Regions from separate parts of the Homo sapiens genome. Here all the other regions are linked to region 1. Evidence: chromatin contacts called from ENCODE Hi-C or POLR2A ChIA-PET data. All regions are on one chromosome and are shown on one strand. The core of a region is the stretch at or near the end of the contact, and the rest is flanking DNA. Distances in the headings are between cores, read along the strand shown.

The links. A loop is a pair of places that touch in the nucleus more often than their neighbours do. ChIA-PET counts read pairs that join two places held with the same protein, here RNA polymerase II (POLR2A). Pooled maps may share reads with other maps.
Region 2: a loop to region 1 is called in a map of B cell, with 2.1 times the contacts of the local background. The contact joins two enhancer-like sites. A Hi-C loop is called at or near these places in 2 of 168 maps with a recorded cell type or tissue (B cell and K562), 2 of 37 single-sample maps with no recorded cell type and 3 of 50 pooled maps. POLR2A ChIA-PET finds 5 or more read pairs at or near these places in 2 of 52 experiments (B cell and GM12878).
Region 3: a map with no recorded cell type shows a loop between it and region 1 (2.1-fold over the local background). The contact joins two enhancer-like sites. A Hi-C loop is called at or near these places in 12 of 168 maps with a recorded cell type or tissue (GM11168, GM12878, IMR-90 and 8 more), 8 of 37 single-sample maps with no recorded cell type and 15 of 50 pooled maps. POLR2A ChIA-PET finds 5 or more read pairs at or near these places in 4 of 52 experiments (GM12878, MCF 10A, PC-9 and 1 more).

Annotation. Positions count from the first base shown.
Region 1 is chr6:111,403,888-111,408,338 of GRCh38, forward strand. It overlaps REV3L (REV3 like, DNA directed polymerase zeta catalytic subunit), which reads right to left. Exons shown (of 32, transcript NM_001372078.1): 4 at 1,583-1,743. Among named protein-coding and RNA genes, the nearest start is that of REV3L, 77 kb to the right of the region's middle. Within about 2 kb of position 2,389, at least 3 of the 41 ENCODE cell types and tissues checked have a DNase peak (open chromatin) inside an H3K27ac peak, as active enhancers do; they include B cell, where a contact is called at or near this core.
Region 2 is chr6:111,438,985-111,443,445 of GRCh38, forward strand. The region is part of intron 1 of REV3L (REV3 like, DNA directed polymerase zeta catalytic subunit); the gene reads right to left. Among named protein-coding and RNA genes, the nearest start is that of REV3L, 42 kb to the right of the region's middle. RefSeq lists a silencer at 289-489 and an enhancer at 2,763-2,842. Within about 2 kb of position 3,052, at least 3 of the 41 ENCODE cell types and tissues checked have a DNase peak (open chromatin) inside an H3K27ac peak, as active enhancers do; they include B cell, where a contact is called at or near this core.
Region 3 is chr6:111,460,490-111,465,410 of GRCh38, forward strand. The region is part of intron 1 of REV3L (REV3 like, DNA directed polymerase zeta catalytic subunit); the gene reads right to left. Among named protein-coding and RNA genes, the nearest start is that of REV3L, 20 kb to the right of the region's middle. Within about 2 kb of position 2,527, at least 3 of the 41 ENCODE cell types and tissues checked have a DNase peak (open chromatin) inside an H3K27ac peak, as active enhancers do.

The DNA of each region.
Region 1 (4,451 bases), core at 1,139-3,638:
ATTAACAGTGCTACTCCAATGGAACACACAAACGATGAGAAAGTGAAATAGCCTTACTGCAGATAGGTGAAACAGCAGGGGCTGATGTAGAAGCTGCAGCAAGTTCTCTGGAAGACCTAGCTAAGATAACTGATGAAGGTGGATACACTAAATAACAGATTTGCAATGTAGATGAAAACAACCTGAGAGCAGTCAATGCCTGATTTCAAAGCTTCAAAGGACTCTCTTGGTAGGGTTATTTAATGCTGCTGGTAACTTGAAGTTGAAGCCAATGCTCATTTGCCATTCTGAAAATCCTAGGGCCCTTAAGAATTATGCTAAATCTACTCTGCCTGTGTTCTATAAGTGGATCAAAAAAGCATGGATGACAGTATAACAGTTGCAGCATGGTTGACTGAATATTTTAAGCCCATTTTTGAGAACTACTGCTCAGAAAAAAGATTCCTTTCAAACTATTTCTGCTCACTAACAATGCACCTGGTCACCCAACAGGTCTGATGGAGATGTACAAGACGACTAATGTTGGTTCCCTGCCTGCTAACACAACATCCGTTCTGCAGCCCATGGGTCAAAGAGTAATTTCAACTTTCAAGTCTTATTATTTAAGAAGTGCATTTCATAAGGCTATAGCTGTCACTGACAGTGATTCCACTGATGGATCTGGGCAAAATATATTGAAAACCTTCCAGAAAGGATTCACCATTCAAGATGCTCTAGGCTGCTCTGGTCTGTAACTTTCCATTCCAACAGTAAAAAATCTGGGATCTCCTACTTTTCACCTCAGAAAGCTACAAATGTAAAAGGAAAAATAAATTTGTTTTGAGAGGAAATCACTTATTCAAATAGCCATGTTATTCTGTTTTGTTCATAATATCAACGGCTCTATAAATAAAGAACTTTAAAGAAATAGCAAATTCACCCAGAGAAAGCTCTGCCTGCAATATTTTTCAGGTCATGTCACACAAAGAAAAATAACAATGCTTGCACAGCCCACTGAGATAAAATGGACAAGGATGTTCAGTGGTGGAGGTGATGGCTCAAGGGACTTAGGAATCCGTCTGGAATGCTGAGAGACCAACACGTCCACTAACCTACAGCTATTCACACCATCAGGGAAGTGCTGGACTAAAGTAACAAGGCTCTAACAACTCCAGGGATTTCTAGAATTGTGTATCATATACTATTCCTAAAATATAAAAAGTAACATTAAGGTCTGAGGTTAAAAAAAAAAAAGAATCACAATACATATCAATTGCTAAGCAGTGTAAAGGGTTCACTTTTGCAGTGGTCTAGAACTAAACCCACAATACCTTTTAGGTAGCCTGTATACTAAAAACCATCAAACTGTCCTCTTTAAACGGATATAAATTATAACTCAATAAAGCTGTTACCAAAAAAAATTTTTTCTGAGATGCTTTTCCTGACAATCTCTAATCCCACTTTGCATGTATTTCTTTTCATTCTTTAGTCACTCAACATTTATTTTCTAAATATATATTATTTTATAAATCACTGACTATATAACACTTGTTTCAAAACTTTAATTTGACAAAAATTTAATTTGACTGAAAATTAACCTTACTTTTCCTTCTTGCTTTTCGGAACTTGACAGCAGCCAGATTTATTAAATTCATGCCATAAAGATTGTAGTCAATGAAGAGCTGTAGGAGGTAGGGAATATGCGCTTCATGAGGCTGGTAAAATTTATTCATTATGGCTCCGCTTTGCAAAAGTTCACATATCCTAAATTAGAAAAAAAAAGTTTTATCATAAAATTATGTTCCCTAAAATGTTAAATGAAACAATGATTATAGAAATATACAGAACAAAGCACTTATTAGCACACAAAATTTCCATCTCAATTTTACCGGAAATTTGTATTTTGTTAGAAATTAAAAGTTTCAATCAAGTTTTCAAGTAAGCAACATGTTCTGAATAACAAAAAACTGCATGGATGAAGAATATTTTGTCTTAAACCAATTTGATACTAACTATATTTAAAAATTAAAAGGTTTTTAAAATAAAATTTTTCTTTTAAAAATAACAAATAATTTTGAAAAGATTAATATTCAAAAAAGGAAAAGAAATCATTACTTATAATCCCACCACTCAGAGGTATTGCCATTTTGATATTTTTCTTTCCTGAGTATTTTTTTTCCCTTCATGATGACGAATACAAACAACAGACAATTATATACAGCATAGTTAAGTACTATGTGGGGAAATACATTAAACATCTAGAAAAGATACTAAACAGATAGAGGTACAGAGGTGGTTTCTGCAAAACCTTAGAGAAACTCTCTAAGCAAGAGACTAAATGATGAACTAGAGGCACTTTTTTCTCTGAAGAGAGGGAAGAGTATTCACGTAAATAAAACTGCACATGTAAAGGGTCACGAGAAAACACGGCTTATTCAGGAACTGAAACCACTGAGTAAGACTGTGACCTAGTGTCAGAGGCAGGGATAGAGAAGTAATGAGAAGTAAGAGCATGAAGAGCCTGTTAAGACATTTGAAGAGGTAGTGAAATTTGTCTGAGAGGTGAATAGCAGAAAAGTGACATCACCAGACTAGCTATAGAACACAGAAGACTACAGGTAAGGAGTAAATAGGCTGTTGTGGAAAAACTAAGGATGGTGGCTATAACAAGGATCATAGAAATGTACTGATTCAGGAGACATATAAGGGGTGAAATGATCAGGCCTTGATGACTAACTAGATGTGAAGGGTGAGACAGAAAAGGGGCTGAGGGTGATGCCTAGATTTCTTGCTTAAGCAGCTGGTTAGTGGTGGTGCAATTATTTGAAAGGGGAAGAACTGTAAGAAAAATTGGTTTGGGATTTTTTGGAAGGGGAATAAGGATAAACTCAATTTAGACACAAGGGCATTTAGGTATAGTGGGGATCCAATAATAATATTGGAAATGAATCATAAAGAAAATAATAATCATTTTATTAACACAGCAGAGGTAACTAACATTTCTGAGCACTATATATTGGATACTGTGCTAACGTACTTTATTACAAGTAATGTTTATTACAAGTCTGTGGTACGATCATCTCCATTTTATAAATAAAGAAATTATCTTAGATTTAAAAATCACACAAAAGATAGAAGAGCTCTGAGGTGGGAGGACCACCTGAGCCCAGGAGTTCCAGGTTACAGTGAGGTATGATGGCGCCACTGCATGCCATCCTGGGCAACAGAGCAAGATCCTGTGTCTTAAAAAAACAAAGGGGCTAAAATTCAAATCAAAATTTCTCTGCCTTGTGAGCCCTCACTCTTAACCACTCGGCTATTCCATCTATCCAGTAGATGGTTTGATATATTGTTTAGAAGCTCTAGAGAGAAATGAGGCTATTCATATACATTTGGAAGTCAAAAGCATAAAGATAAACAAAAACAAAAGTTAAAACCAAACAAACCCATGGGAGTAAATAAGTCTGTAGAGGGAACAGAAAATATACAGAGTAAAGATGAAAGTCTAAGGCAGAATTCTAAGAAACAACCATAGATGTTAAAATGTAAACCAACAAAATGGCAGAAATATGATTGATCACACTGGAATGAGAAAAACTAGAGGTGGTATATATCACAGAAGCTAACATTTAGGATTGTTTTAAGGCACCATAAGCATCACCATGAGGTCAAAAAGTAAGGACCTAAAATTGGATTTAGCAACACAGAGGTCATTAGTGAAAGCAATTTTCAGTAAAATGGTTGGGGTAGAAGCCATATTGTAGTAAGTTAAAGAGTGAATGGGAAAGCCGAGCACAGTGGCTTGTGCTTGTAATCCCAGCACTTTGGGAGGCTGAGGCAGGTGGATCACTTGAGGTCAGGGGTTCTAGACCAGCCTGGCCAACATGGAGAAACCCTGTCCTTACTAAAAATACAAAAAAATTAGTCAGACGTGGTGGTGGTGCCTGTAATCCTAACTACTCAGGAGGCTGAGGCAGGAGAATTGCATGAACCCCGGAGGATGAGGTTACAGTGAGCTGAGATCGTGCCATTGACCTCCAGCCTGAGCAACAGGGCAAGATTCCAATTCAAAACAAACAAACAATGAATGGGAGGTAAGAAGTTGGATACACAAAGTATAGATAAATCTTTCAAGGAGAATGGCTAAATGAGAAAGGTGTTTCTATGAGTATGAATGTGTGCGTATAATTAGCAAAGTTTTATTAATATTAAAATGGAATTGGAAAGAAAGACGGGAATAGCCGACAGATGGAAGCGATCCTTGAAAACATCAAAGAAGATGAATCTTGAGCCTCAGAGGTGAGGAGGAAAAATTTCTTTCACGGAATAGGCAGCGAGGAGAGAATGGATGTAAATGCAATTTAAGGTTAAGAAAGCCTTAAGAGAGCTTTATTCCAGTGGTTCTCAAACTTTTTGGCCCCAGAACCCCTTTCATTCTTAAAATGTTATTGAGGGGCTGGGCACGGTGGCTC
Region 2 (4,461 bases), core at 1,802-4,301, 36 kb after region 1:
CTATTCTAAATCCACTTTCAAATAATACTATACTGCCTCAAAGGTAACTTATATTAGGTTGGTGCAAAAGTAACTGTGGTTTTTGCATTGTTGGAATTTGCTGTTTGATTGTAATACATTCTTAAATAAATGTGATTATGTTATACATCCTTTTAACAGGCATTTCTCACTTTATGTTTTTTTGCTAATGACTTATTACTTGCTGTTCATTTTATGTTTAGAGTATGGAAATGACGTCAGACAAAAAGCAAATTTGAGCGATTTTCTTATTTGAGTTCAAAATGGGTTGTAAAATAGCAGAGACAACTCACAACATCAACAATGCATTTGGCCCAGGAACTGCTAACAAATGTACAGTGCGGTGGTGGTTCAAGAAGTTGTGCAAGGGGGACAAGAGGCTTGAAGATAAGGAACTTGGTGGCTGGCCATCAGAAGTAGACAACAACCAATTGAGAGCAATCATCAAAGCTGATCCTCTTAAAACTACACGAAAAGTTGCCAAAGAACTCAACATAGAGCATTCTACAGTCATTCAACATTTGAAGCACATTGGAAAAGTGAAAAAGCTACATAAGTGGGTGCCTCATGAGCTGCATGAAAACAAAAGAAATCGTTTTGAAGTATGGTCTTCTCTTATTCTACCCAATAACAACGAAACATTTCTTGACTGGATGGTAACATGACAGAAAATGGATTTTATGTGATGACCAGCTCAGTGGCTGGACCAAGAAAAGGTCATGGTCACAGTTTGGTGGTCTGCTGCCCGTTTGACCCACTACAGCTTTCTGAATCCAGGCAAAAACCAATACATCTGAAAAGTATGCTCGGCAAATCAATGAGATGCACCGAAAACAGAAAGGGCCCAATTCCTCTTCAAGACAATGCCTGACCGCCAACCAGCGCTTCAAAAGTTGAAGAAATTGGGCTATACAATTTTGCTTCAGCCATCATATTCACCTGACCTCTTGCCAGTGGACTATGATTTCTTCCAGCATCTGGACAACTTTTTGCCAGGAAAATGCTTCCACAACCCATAGGATGCAGAAAATGCTTTCCAAGAGTTCACTGAATCCTGAAGCACAGATTTTTTTTTTTTGAGACGGAGGAGTTTCGCTCTTGTTGCCCAGGCTGGAGTACAATGGCACAATCTTGGCTCACTGCAACCACCGCCTCCGGGGTTCAAGTGATTTTCCTACCTCGGCCTCCCTCCTAGTAGCTGGGATTACAGGCATGCGCCACCATGCCCGGCTAATTTTGTATTTTTAGTAGAGACGGGGTTTCTCCATGTTGGTCAGGCTGGTCTCAAACTCCCAACCTCAGGTGATCCACCCACCTGGGCCTCCCAAAGTGCTGGGATTACAGGCGTGAGCCACCACGCCGAGTCCCAAAGCAAAGATTTTTATGCTACAGAAATAAACAAACGTATCTTTTGGCGAAAATGTGTTGATTATAATGGTTCCTATTTTGATTAATAAAGATGTGTCTGAGCCTAGTTACAATGATTTAAAATTCCTGGTCCAAAACTGCAATTACTTATAAGGGACAGCCCTCCTGTCCCTTATAAAATTGCTGCCATTAATTTCACTTATCCCTAAGCTATAACTGAATGCATTACTGCTATTATTATTTTGAACAGTTACCTATCAGTTAAGAACAAGAAAATAAAAGATTTTACCTTTACTTATTCCTTTTCTAATACTCTTCCTTTCTTTATGTAGATCCAAGTTTCTCACCTATATCATGTTCCTTTTCTCTGGAGAACTTCTAACATTTCTTATAAGGCAAGTAACATTTCTTACTGGCAACAGATTCCCTCAATGTTTATTTGTCTGAGAAAGTTTTTTATTTCTCTTTCATTTTGAAGGATAATTTCACTGCACACAGAATAATTCGAGGTTGGTGTTTTTCTTTCAACACTTAAAACACTTCACTCCTCTCGCTTCTTGCTTGCATTGTTTGTGAACAGAAGTCCGATGTAATTTTTGCTTTCTTCACATAGAAGTAAGGTGGGTTTTTTCGCCTCTGGTTTCTTTCAAAATTTTCTCTTTATCTTTGGTTTCCTGCAGTTTGAATATGATATGTGTAGGTGTTTAATTTTGGAAAATTCTCAGTCATTATTACTTCAAATATTTATTTTGTTCTTCTGAAAAGCCCATCAAAGGTATTCTTCATTTCTGTTATAGATTTTATTTCTAGCATTTCCTTTTCTTACAATTCCAATCCCTATGCCTCTATTATCCATCTGTTCTTTTTGTTACTGTTGTTGTTGTCGTCATTGTTGTTTTTGAGACAGGGTCTCGCTCTGTCACTCAGGCTGGAGTGCAGTGGCGTGATCTTGGCTCACTGCAGCCTTGACCTCATGGGCTCAGGCAATTCTCCCACCTCAGCCTCCCAAATGGCTGGGACTACAAGCACATATGCCACCACACCCAGCTAATTTTATTTTTTATAGAGACAAGGTCTCACTATGCTGCCCAGGCTGGTCTTGAACTCCTGGGCTCAAGTGATTCTCCCACCTCGCTTCCCAAAGTGCTGAGATTACAGGTGCGAGCCACCACGTCCAGCCACTCATCTGTTCTTGTATATTGTCTACATTTTTTATTACAGACCTTACCATGTTACTCATCATTATTTTAAATTATCAATCTGACAATTCCAAAATCTCTGCCATATCTAGCTGGGAGTTAAGACTGTCATGTTTACTATTTGCTGTAGTTATAGGTGTTAGAGGCTAATATTTTCTCTACTGTCCTTGTTTTTGTCTCATACTGTCTTTGGGTTTCCCTAGAAACTCTTTACATAGTGTGAGTCTAAGCCTTGCAGTTCTTTCAGCTGTAATCTTCTGTTATTATACAGGAGCCTGCTGACATGAGGGGAGGGGAAGAACCTGTTGATGTGGGGTATGGGGAGAAGATAAAGTGTTCTATAGTCCTATGATTACGTTTCAGTCTTTAAGTGGGCCTGTGTCCCGGGGGTGTGACCGTCACAAGTGATTTTCAGCTTTTCCCCCCACTTAGGTGAAACAGGAAGAATAAAGGGGGCTGGAGTTAGATACTTCCCTTTCCCTGAGTTGGTTACGGCGCTGGTGGTTTCCCTTGGCAAATGTTACATGTGACCTTGTAAACAATGTGTATTCTGAAATTATTAGGTAGGTGTAGGGTTCTAAAAATGTCAATTAGACTGAGTTGGTTGACAGTGTTGTTCAAGTGTTTCATATACTTACTGATTTTCTACCCACTTGTTTCACCAAATGCTGAAAAGAGGAGTGTTGAAGTCTCCAACTGTAACACTGGCTTTATCTTTTTCTCTCTTTAGTTCTCCCTTATGTTCTCCCTTGATGTCAGTATTGCATCAAGTTTTTTGAACTTTTTGTCTTTTTGAAAACTTGAACTTTTTATCATTTTGAAATATCCCTCTTTAATTCTGATAATATGTCTTACCATGAAGTCTACTTTGCCTGATCTTTAGATACGCCAGTGTTCCTAGTGACTTTTCCTTGCAAAGTACATTTCTCCACTGTTTTACTTTCAAACTGTCTATATATTAAGTATGATTCTTATGAGCTGCATATGGTAGTGCTTTGCATTTTAAGTTAGAATAATAAGTCCACGTAAAACTAATCCAATTATTTAAGTAATAAGGTTTGAGGTTATGTTTTGCCATTTTGTTTTCTATTTTTCCTGCTTATTCATTGCTCATTTTTTTCCCCTAACCTGCTCTCTTTTGGCCTGAAAAAATTTTAGATTCAATTCTGCCTTATCAGTTGTCTTATTAACTACATCTCTTTAAGTAGTTGTTCTTATGATGATTTCCCTGTATATGGTTTGAGAGATTTTTCTTGGCTGCTTTAAAGATTTTTATTAATTTGCAACAATTCAATTATGATGTGCCATGGTGTCTCTCTCTCTGTGTGTATGTGTGTGTGTGTGTCCTGTTTAGGATCGGTGGTGGTGTTTTTTGTTTCTGGGACAGGATTTCACTTTGTCGCTCAGGCGGCTATGTTGTATTATAAGTTTTGTTCTATTGTGTTTTCATTAAAATTACTAAATACACTTAAATACCTATCTTAAAGTCCTTTTATTTGAATTTGATCACATATTGCATTCTGGGTCTGTTTTTATTCACAAGACTTTCTCCTTTTTATAGATTACATTTGCCTACTTCTTTATATATCTAGTAATTTTTTTTTTTCTCAGACAGAGTCTTTCTCTGTTGCCCAGGCTGGAGTGCAGTGGCTCACTGCAACCTCCGCTTCCTGGGTTCAAGCCATTCTCATGCCTCAGCCTTCCGAGTAGCTGGGACTACAGGCGCCGCCACCTCGCCCAGCTAATTTTTGTATTTTTAGTAGAGACGAGGTTTCACCATATTGGCCAGGCTGGTCTCAAACTCCTGACATTGTGATCCACCGCGCCCGGCCATATCTAGTAATTTTTAAATAGATGGTGGGCATTGTAGATACCT
Region 3 (4,921 bases), core at 1,277-3,776, 57 kb after region 1:
CATCTTTTAAGTACTGAAAGAAAAAAAAGGCAATCCAGAATTCTATATTCAGCAAGAATATTTTAGAAAAATAAAGTCTTTTTGAGAGAAACAAAGATAATTTATTACTAGCAGACTTGGCCTATAAGAAATGTTAAAAGTTCTTCAGGTAGACAGAATGATACCAGACAGAAAACTTGGATCTACACAAAGACATGAACAACAGTATAAACGGTATAAATGAAAGTAAATACAAAACTTCATATTTTTCTTATTTGCAATTGTTCTAAAAGATAACTGTCTCTAAAGCAAAAATGCAGTCATGTACTGCATAATGATATTTAATCGACAAGGGACCACATATATAATGGTGGTCCCATAAGATTACGATGAAGCTGAAAAATTCCTATCGCCTAGGGACATCCTAGTTGTATTAACATTGTAGTACGATGAGTTACTCACGTGTTTGTGGTGAAGCTGGTGTAAAGAAACCTACACTGCCAGTTGTATAAAAGTATAGCATATACAATTATGTTAAGTACATAATACTTGATCATGGTAACAGTTACTAGCTTATGTATTTATTATATACTTTATCATTATTTTAGAATGTACTCCTACTTACATAAAAAGGAAAGTTAACTGTAAAACAGCCTCAGGTAAGTCCTTCAGGAGATATTACAGAAGAAGGAACTGTTATCATAGGAGATGGCAGTTCCATGTGTGTAATTGTCCCTGAAGACCTTCCAGACAAGATGTGGAAGTGGAAGACAGTGATATTTATAGCTTGACTCTCTGTGGGCCTAGGGCTAATGTATTTGCGTCTTAGTTTTTAACAAAAGTTTTAAAAGTAAAAATTAAAAATTTTTAAATAGAAAAAAGCTTACAGAATGAGGACATACTTTTGTACAGCTGTACAATGTATTTGTTTTAAGCTAAGTTATTGTAAGAGAGTAAAAAAGTTTAAAAAACTAAGAAGTTAATAAAGTAAAAGTTACAGTAAGGTAAGGCTAATTATTGAAGACTTTTTAAAAATAAATTTATTATAACCTACATGAACAGTTCTATAAAATCTATAGCAATATACTGTAAAGTCTTAGAGTAGTAATATATTGCATGTTGATTGCATATATATAAAAGTAAAGTGTATGACAACAAAAACATAAAAGATGAAGAGGAGAAATGGGAGTATAGAACTATAAGGTCCTAATACTACATATAAAGCTATGTATTATTATATCAAGAAAACTGTGATTAATTACAAATATACGGCAAACCCTAGGGCAACCACTAAACAAATTTCAGAAAGAGGTATAAATAAATAAGCAAACCGCGGAGAGAAATGGAATTTTTAAAAAGTCCAAGTAATCCAAAAGAAAAAAAGAACAGATAGACTAACATAAACCAGATACCATAGTGGTAGATTTTAATCCAACCATATTACCAATGTTGATAAATATAAACAATCTAAACACACTAAATAAAAGAGACATGTCAAAATGAAAGACAGAGATTATCAGACTGGATAAACAAGTAAGCCCATCTATATGCTGACTATAAGAAACCCATATTAAGTGTAAAGATACAGATAGGTTGAAAGTGAAAGTAAAACAAAAAACAAAAACAGAAAAAATATGTTGGGAGACAATTCTCCATGGGTCTCTGTTGAGGTAGCTGCCTTTGAACCTACTTCTCAGTATCTGGTCTGCAACCATCTCCCCAGTTACTCTTTATTAATAAGTGATACAATGGAGAGATGGAAATCTCATGTCTATTGCTAATATGTATGAAATTCATGGCAAACTTCAGTTTTTGACATGATATACCATGTAAATACTAATCAAAAGGAAGCTGAAGTGGTTATATTAATACAAGGCAAAGAAGATTTCAGAACAAGGAATATTACCAGAGATAAAGAGGCTGTCCGCCAGAAAGGCACACCGATCTTAAATATGTATGGATCTAACAAACTTTCAAAATACATGAAAAAAAAACTGATAGAACTGGAAAGAGAAATAGACAAATCTATTAAGTTGGAGACTTCAACACATCTCTCAGTATTTTATAGAACGAGTAGGCTATAAACATATGGAAAAACTCAATCTCTCACTAGTGATGAAAAATGTACAAACCCACAATGAGATGTTTTAAATTAATTCCTAATTTAAAACTTAAGTCTGACAATCCTAAATATTGGTGAAGATGTGGAACATCAGAAACTCACACTTCTGGTGGGAGTATAGATTGGTATGATCACTTTGGAAAACAATTTGGCATTACTTAGTAGAGATGTGCTCATATTTATAATTTAAAATTCTTATGACGAATAAATAGTAAATATAGATTCACTCAGCAAATATTAAAAACAAAATAAAGCCACAGAATGTAAGTACAACACCCCGTTAGGCCTAACTAGACACCGAGACTCACATAACCCAAACAGGCTGGTTATACTTAACATGTCAGGCAGGAGTCCTCATTGCAATTCGGGGGCTAGTATCTTTGGCCCTCTCAGGTGGCAGATCAAGTGTAAGAGAATGAGAGCATAAGGTCCTTGCAGTAGCTACTCTAGCTTACAGGTACCAAATAGCAACCAATATCTCCAGTCTCATAGGCATAGCTTCCTGAGCTTCAGCAACAGATTTGCTTAGTTGCAAGAGTTATCACACTCAGGGAAGTCCAAAGCTGTTAACGGTATAAGTACCAGTATTTACAATTCATTCACAGTCCTCCTCTGGTCCTTATGCAATTCAGTAATCATGAGTCATTATTACCATAAGCAATGGTGCTCGGTTATACAACTGATATTCTACCTTATCAAGCTTCCAAGTGAACAAAGCTAGGAAGTTAAGCCAAGGCCAAAACTGTCCGAAGAGAAGAAAGGTTAATGTTACAACAAATAAAGAGATTCAATTTAGAATGGCACTAAGCTAAACAACTATTAATATATTTCACTGAATCCAAGATGCTAGTGATTATGACATAATTAATTTTTGTACTAAGAAAAGTGCTGTTAAGTAAATATGGTGCACTACTGATTGTAAGACATATCCTAATTACTGAGATGCACAAGGAGGGAAAATATACTTCTTAGAATTGATGAAATACAGAATAATCCTTCTCTAAATTTTTCACTAAAATATTTAAGACATACAGTAAATTTTCACTTAACTTTGTTGATAGGTTCTTGGAAACCTAAACTTTAAGAAAAACTTTGTAGCAGATCTCCAAATGACATTTTGTTCAACTTCATTTTATTATAACAATGAGAAAAAAACGGTTTCATTATATGTGATTTCACTTAAAGTCACAATTTCCAAGAACCTGTCATGGACATTAAGCAAGGACTTACTGTGTAACTCTTTTCTCTACCTTGGGGACACGGTCTGCTCCAACAGAAACCAGTCCCCTACTAAAAATTTTCTAAGACATGTAATACCTCTGTTCATCTACTCTAAAAACAACCAATATCAACATAATTGACGCAGCATAGCTGTCTTCATCCTGGCATGTTAAAAAGCATCCAAAATCTAAATAAATGAATTAGCTCCCATCACTGATTAAATCACTAAAAGTCCTAAGGGCCTTTACAACCTGGAGGCTTGCATGCAATGTTCTGGTAAAATAAATAAATAAATAACAAAAATTTAAAAAAAAAAACTGTTTCAGGTTATCCATAAATATGTTAGTTCCCATATACCAGCGAACTGTGCAAGGAGAAAAGTGGAAAAAACCTTAAACCTCAATCCAGTAGAGGTACACTAAGTGAATGTTTTCATCTAAGTGGGTTGTATACGATCATTAGTTCTTTATGCTAGGGAAGGCAAATCTATCTTTTTATAAGCAGAAAATAAATATGATTAAAGTGAACTTGCCATACCCTACCTACTGGCAAACACTAGGCTTGGAAAAATAGCCCTTGTTCATAGATAGGTATGTATGGAATGGGACCTAAACAAACATTCAGCAGCATAGATAAAACATCTTCTTAAAAATGCCAAAGAAAAGAATCTGTGATAATTTATATTTAGAAACAGAAAAAATGTAAAAAGTATATGCTGTGTGTTCTCAACAACATACATATAGGAAGAAATAAAAAGACAGACTTATATGCAGTCTAAGATATAAATGGAACTCTTAAGAGATAAGAAAAAAGAAATGAATAGAAACAACAATTTAAAAAACTACATTTTGGTACATACACTTTTAAAAATGAGTTCTGTTATCTATGTTTTCCAAAAAGGAAAACAGGGCCGGGCATGGTTGCTCACGCCTGTAATCCTTGCACTTTGGGAGGCCTAGACAGGTGGACTTCCTGAGCTCAGGAGTTCAAGACCAGCCTGGGCAACATGGTGAAACCCCATCTCTACTAAAATACAAAAAACTAGCTGGACATGGCAGCGTGCGCCTATAGTCCCAGCTACTTGGGAGGCTGAGGCAGAAGAATTGCTTGAACCTGGGAGACGGAGGCTGCAGTGAGCCACGATCGCACCACTGCACTCCAGCCTGGGTGACAGAGCAAGACTCCATCTCAAAAAAAAGGAAAACACATAAAACGGTCTATGCTGCAAAAGTCACACACTAAAGGAAAGGGTAAAATAAAGTTATTTTTATTTGTTTTTTTTTTTTTTTTGAGATGGAGTTTCTCTCTTGTTGTGCTGGAGTGCAATGGTGCGATCTCAGCTCACTGCAACCTCTGCCTCCCGGGTTCAAGTGATTCTCCTGGCTCAGCCCCCTGAGTAGCCAGGATTACAGGCATGCACCATCACGCCCAGCTAATTTTTGTACTTTTAGTAGAGACGGGGTTTTGCCATGTTGGCTAGGCTGGTCTCAAACTTCTGACCTCAGGTGATCCACCTGCCTCAGCCTCCCAAAGTGCTGTGATTACAGGCATGAGCCACAGCACCCAGCCAAGTTATTGTAAAAATATAAAATTACAAGA